Linked DNA regions of Homo sapiens: region 2 is linked to region 1. The links are chromatin contacts, found by Hi-C or POLR2A ChIA-PET in ENCODE. All regions are on one chromosome and are shown on one strand. Each heading gives the region's core, a stretch centred on a gene start or an enhancer-like site at or near the end of the contact. The rest is flanking DNA. Distances are from core to core; before and after follow the strand shown.

Region 1 (3,160 bases), core at 480-2,979:
CCACGCAGGTCTTGGTGAGTCACCTGCCAAGAAACTGAGACTCCCTAAAGTAACAGAACTTCCAGCCTTCTTGGCAAAGGATCCAGGTTGGCACAGTTTCAAGGTTTATGCATTTAAAGAAGAACACACCTGAGAAGGCTAAAATTGGTAACGGCTAGGTAGAGGGTAAGAGAGAGACGCTAGCTCTGAACTGATTCTCTAGTGTGCCTGAGGCCTCCTTATCAGAGTGTCTTACTGAGAAGCCCAGACCAACTTCTGTTGTTTATAGTACAACTGCATGGAATTGGTTGACTTACCTCTCTGTGCTTTCTGTATCCTCAGAGTGGCATTCTGCATTTCTGTGGCTTCCAAGTCTTAGAACCTCAACTGACATATAGCATTGGGCACACTCCAGCAGACGCCCGAATTCAAATCCTGGAAGGATGGAAGAAACGCCTGGAGAATATTTGGGATGAGACACCACTGTATTTTGCTCCAAGCAGCCTCTTTGACCTAAACTTCCAGGCAGGATTCTTAATGAAAAAAGAGGTACAGGATGAGGAGAAAAACAAGAAATTTGGCCTTTCTGTGGGCCATCACTTGGGCAAGTCCATCCCAACTGACAACCAGATCAAAGCTAGAAAATGAGATTCCTTAGCCTGGATTTCCTTCTAACATGTTATCAAATCTGGGTATCTTTCCAGGCTTCCCTGACTTGCTTTAGTTTTTAAGATTTGTGTTTTTCTTTTTCCACAAGGAATAAATGAGAGGGAATCGACTGTATTCGTGCATTTTTGGATCATTTTTAACTGATTCTTATGATTACTATCATGGCATATAACCAAAATCCGACTGGGCTCAAGAGGCCACTTAGGGAAAGATGTAGAAAGATGCTAGAAAAATGTTCTTTAAAGGCATCTACACAATTTAATTCCTCTTTTTAGGGCTAAAGTTTTAGGGTACAGTTTGGCTAGGTATCATTCAACTCTCCAATGTTCTATTAATCACCTCTCTGTAGTTTATGGCAGAAGGGAATTGCTCAGAGAAGGAAAAGACTGAATCTACCTGCCCTAAGGGACTTAACTTGTTTGGTAGTTAGCCATCTAATGCTTGTTTATGATATTTCTTGCTTTCAATTACAAAGCAGTTACTAATATGCCTAGCACAAGTACCACTCTTGGTCAGCTTTTGTTGTTTATATACAGTACACAGATACCTTGAAAGGAAGAGCTAATAAATCTCTTCTTTGCTGCAGTCATCTACTTTTTTTTTAATTAAAAAAAATTTTTTTTTGAAGCAGTCTTGCTCTGTTACCCAGGCTGGAGTGCAGTGGTGTGATCTCGGCTCACTGCAACCTCTGCCTCCCAGGTTCCAGCAATTCTCCTGCCTCAGCCTCCCTAGTAGCTGGGATGACAGGCGCCTGCCATCATGCCTGACTAATTTTTGTATTTTTAGTAGAGACGGCGTTTCACCATGTTGGCCAGGCTGGTCTCAAACTCCTGACCTCAGGTGATCCGCCTACCTCAGCCTCCCAAAGTGCTGGGATTACAGGCGTGATCCACCACACCTGGCCCTTGCAATCTTCTACTTTAAGGTTTGCAGAGATAAACCAATAAATCCACACCGTACATCTGCAATATGAATTCAAGAAAGGAAATAGTACCTTCAATACTTAAAAATAGTCTTCCACAAAAAATACTTTATTTCTGATCTATACAAATTTTCAGAAGGTTATTTTCTTTATCATTGCTAAACTGATGACTTACTATGGGATGGGGTCCAGTCCCATGACCTTGGGGTACAATTGTAAACCTAGAGTTTTATCAACTTTGGTGAACAGTTTTGGCATAATAGTCAATTTCTACTTCTGGAAGTCATCTCATTCCACTGTTGGTATTATATAATTCAAGGAGAATATGATAAAACACTGCCCTCTTGTGGTGCATTGAAAGAAGAGATGAGAAATGATGAAAAGGTTGCCTGAAAAATGGGAGACAGCCTCTTACTTGCCAAGAAAATGAAGGGATTGGACCGAGCTGGAAAACCTCCTTTACCAGATGCTGACTGGCACTGGTGGTTTTTGCTCTCGACAGTATCCACAATAGCTGACGGCTGGGTGTTTCAGTTTGAAAATATTTTGTTGCCTTCATCTTCACTGCAATTTTGTGTAAATTTCTCAAAGATCTGAATTAAATAAATAAAATTCATTTCTACAGACCCACACTCATTGGTATCAGTGAAGCTAATGATAGTGGAATCTAGTGGGAGGCAGATCAGAGGATTCAATCACAAACTGCAGCTGGAAGCCCCTTGGTGACTGGCTTGACAACTCACCCAGCAGGGCTGCTTCCTACTAAATGGTAATAGAACAACCTATTCAGTCCTCTCAGGGAATTCAAAGGAAAGAGAGTGGTATAGAAATCAAGAAAAACAGGCTGCGTGCAATGGCTCACGCCTGTAGTAATCCCAGCATTTTGGGAGGCAAAGGCGGGTGGATCACCTGAGGTCAGGAAACCCAGTCTCTACTAAAAACTTAAAAAATTAGCTGGGCGTGGTGGTGCGGGCCTGTAATCCCAGCTACTCAGGAGGCTGAGGCAGGAGAATTGCTTGAACCCGGGAGGCGGAGGTTTCAGTGAGCCAAGATCGTGCCACTGCACTCCAGCCTGGGTGATAAGAGCGAGACTCTGTCTCCAAAAAAATAAGAGACATCTATTAAGACTGCCAGGTGAGGCTGACAAGTAGGCAGTTGGATAGGAGAAACCTGGAGTTAAGGCAGAAGTTATGGCTGGAGATGCACATTTGGGAATCTTCAACATATAGATGGTGTTTAAAGCAATGAGATTGGCTGGGATCAATCTCTTTGAGTTTTGAGAGAAGAGATTTGATGATTTACCTCTGGGGCTCGACAATGTTAGGAGATGAAGATGAGAGTGAAAAGCAGTGGTCAGATCCTTTTGTAGTTCCTAAGTGTGTTGATTGGGTGTTCACGTGCATGTGTGAGATGTGGCACCCTTGAATCTTGTTATGACATCAGTACATTTCCCGTCTGACATGAAAAAAAAAAACAAAACTGGTGTTCAGAGATGCAGGAGAGCTGAGTGTGGTGTCCCGAAAGCCAAGCGAAGAAAGTGTTTGAAGATGGCCGGGCGCAGTGGCTAACACCTGTAATCCCAGCATTTTG
Region 2 (2,863 bases), core at 94-2,593, 270 kb after region 1:
GAATTTATATTATTTAATATATCAAAATTTGTATTTTTGAAATATTAATGCTTTTTACTTTTTATAACAACCATTTCAGCAGGAATAAATTATCATTCCTATTTTAAATAAATGTTAATTCAATTGAAGTATAAAAACTGTAAGTGTTACTTCCCAGTCATAGTCACCAGCCTATGAGCTCCCTGAGGATAAGGATAACTTCTATTTTTATCTCCTAAAAGGTCTCCACCCAGTGAGTGGGTCTCACATCCCAGTATTTAAGAATGCTATTTTACAGCAAGAGTAAGACAGCCACGATTCACTTGTTATTATATCTGAAACTCTCAGGTTATTATATGTGAAACTGTTCTTTGTTGTGGAACTAAGTCATCAGTTCTGGAATTATGTCCCAATTTGTTCTATACACCTAAACTATGGATGATATTTTTTCCTTTTGACACAACCCAACTATTGTGTTGCCTTTCAGAGTAAAAGGACAATAAAACTCCTTCATAGATTACAACATTTCAGGGAATGACTGAATTTTTGACTTGCTACACAGTTCTTTCTACAAGTACTTTCACTTTCATCAGTCTCTCACCACTTATAAACAAGAGAAAGCACAACACTTTTTTAAAATATTAAGTAAAAGTTATATATTCGCTGTGGTAAATTTGGAAAAAAGAATAATCAACTAGAGTCCTGGAACAGAAATAAGTCCAGTTAACAATTTGGTGCATAAAACTTCATTTTTCCTGTGTATTCTTTCAATCATTTCAGCCATTAGTCTACAATTTTTTATTGAATCCTTACTATTTTGTGTGGTAGGCAGTGATAAATAAAAGTTTTTTGTGTTCTCACAAAGTGAATTCATGTAGTACATAATGTTTTGTAGCCTGCTTCTTTTTTTTTTTCACTGAAGCAAGTGGGGGTCAGAGTGATCAAACAAAATTCTACGGTTTAATAACTTTCACTCTAAAATATGGTCTTAATAGAGATGGCTTAGAACAAGCAAAAAGACGTCAGGGAGCTTTTGGTTTCTGTTTAGAACTCTATAGTCTCCAGATAGAGTTAGCGAAAATCAAATGGATGCAGGGCTGCCATGGGCCACTGGCAGCCCAGCTGGAGGAGTTGGAATCACTGCACTAGGCCCGAGGCTATAGCAGGGTCCTGGCCAGTCTTAGGCCAAGATAATGCCCAGGCTGAGGAGCATACGAAGGCCTCGACGAAAACCCAAAGAGCCCCGGCACCCCAGGAGAAGCCAGACCAGCTCTCAGTGAAGACAGAGGGTAGGAGCTACTGTCCAACTCCAGCGTCAGCCACTGGATGGTCCCGCCCATGTTTATCATCTGCTTCTTCTCAGATATGATCTGCCACTACATGTTCATCCTGGTACAGAGCGACAAGAAGCTCACCCAGGAGCAAGTATCTGACAGTTAAGTCCTAATTTGAAGCAGAGCCTTCAGTGAAAATGGAAATTACATTCCCAAAAAGTCTTTTTCTTGACATGAGAATATTACATCAACAACCCAGAGGATAAAAATATCACCACTTCCTCCCACTATGCTCTCAGGCATGATGAAAGGAAATATAACAAACGTCATCCCTATGATTCTTACTTGTGAATGGATCAACATTGACATACTCAGGCATTGTTGCAACCAAGGTCCTATTTCCACTGACCCTCTGTTTTTTGTTGTTGTTGTTTGTTTGTTTGTTTGTTTTGAGACGGAGTCTCACTCTGTTGCCCAGGCTGGAATGCAGTAGCACAATCTCGGCTCACTGCAACCTCTGCCTCCCAAGTTCAAGCGATTCTCCTGCCTCAGCCTCCCAGGTAGCTGGGACTACAGGTGCCTGCCACCATGCCCAGCTAATTTTTGTGTTTTTAGTAGAGACAAGGTTTCACCACGTTGGCCAGGCTGGTCTCGAACTCCTGACCTCAGGTGATTCACCCGCCTCGGCCTCCTAAAGTGCTGGGATTACAGGCATGAGCCACTGCACCCGGCCGACCCTCTGGTTTTAAGCCTATGCTGCAGCAAGTTATCAAACTACTCACATTAGATCCACCCTGAATGAGCTCTGCATCCTGGTATTTCCTCAACGTATTTGGGCTTCAGAGAATTTACTGTGATTCTAGGCCAAGATAATGGCAACTGACCAATAAGAAATGAGGCAGGAGCAGATGACCAGAGCAGCCATGGCCATGCCCACAGAAACCAGCAAAGCTTCCAAGACAAAGTAGAAAGTTCTGGAGCTGATGGGTCACCAGTGGACACCAGATGATGTCAAAGAGCTCATGGGCAAAGGCCTTCACTTTGAAGTTATGTTCAAAAAGGAGTTACAAGACCAAGTGCCATGGCTCACGCCTGTAATCCCAACACTTTGGGAGGCTGAAGAGGGCGGATCACTTGAGGCCAGGAGTTTGAGACCAGCCTGGCCAACGTGGTGAAACCCTGTCTCTACTAAAAGTACAAAAATTAGCTGGGTATGCTGGCGCTCACCTGTAATCCCAACTATTCGGGAAAACCACTTGAACCCGGGAGGCGAAGTTTTCAGTGAGCCACAATCGCACCACTGCACTCCAGCCTGGGCAATACAGTGAAGCTCTGTCACAAAAAAAATTTTTAAAAAAGCCTCTATTTTTTGAAGACCAAGTAGTAAAAATTAGCTCTGCCAGAACTTGGAGTAGTCCTTAACCTGCTAACTTGTGTTTGAGCTAGAGACTCTCAGAATTTAAAAAAAAAAAAAAAAAAAGGATAGCTAGGCACAGTGGCTCACACCTGTATTCCCAACACTTTGGGAGGCCAAGGCAGGAAGATTGCTTGAGGCCAGGAATTCAAGACCAACCTGGGCAACCAAGCAAGACCTTGTTCTCCACAAAAAA

What was found. Hi-C counts contacts between places; a loop is a spot of excess contacts on that map. ChIA-PET counts read pairs that join two places held with the same protein, here RNA polymerase II (POLR2A). Pooled maps may share reads with other maps.
Region 2: a pooled map shows a loop between it and region 1 (2.2-fold over the local background). The contact joins the enhancer-like site here to the promoter of NQO1-AS1 in region 1. A Hi-C loop is called at or near these places in 1 of 50 pooled maps. POLR2A ChIA-PET finds 5 or more read pairs at or near these places in 2 of 52 experiments (OCI-LY7 and activated CD4-positive, alpha-beta T cell).

The regions. Positions count from the first base shown.
Region 1 is chr16:69,708,443-69,711,602 of GRCh38, reverse strand. NQO1-AS1 (NQO1 antisense RNA 1) reads right to left here and starts at 1,729. Exons shown (of 2, transcript NR_198990.1): 1 at 1,502-1,729; 2 at 1,020-1,366. NQO1 (NAD(P)H quinone dehydrogenase 1) reads left to right here. Exons shown (of 6, transcript NM_000903.3): 6 at 322-2,202. The coding sequence ends at 627. SNORD13H (small nucleolar RNA, C/D box 13H) reads left to right here and starts at 2,928; the gene lies at 2,928-3,031.
Region 2 is chr16:69,442,696-69,445,558 of GRCh38, reverse strand. The region is part of intron 1 of CYB5B (cytochrome b5 type B); the gene reads right to left. It also overlaps the pseudogene LOC100420066. Among named protein-coding and RNA genes, the nearest start is that of CYB5B, 20 kb to the right of the region's middle. RefSeq lists enhancers at 1,056-1,315, 1,346-1,425 and a silencer at 1,772-2,054. Within about 2 kb of position 1,343, at least 23 of the 41 ENCODE cell types and tissues checked have a DNase peak (open chromatin) inside an H3K27ac peak, as active enhancers do.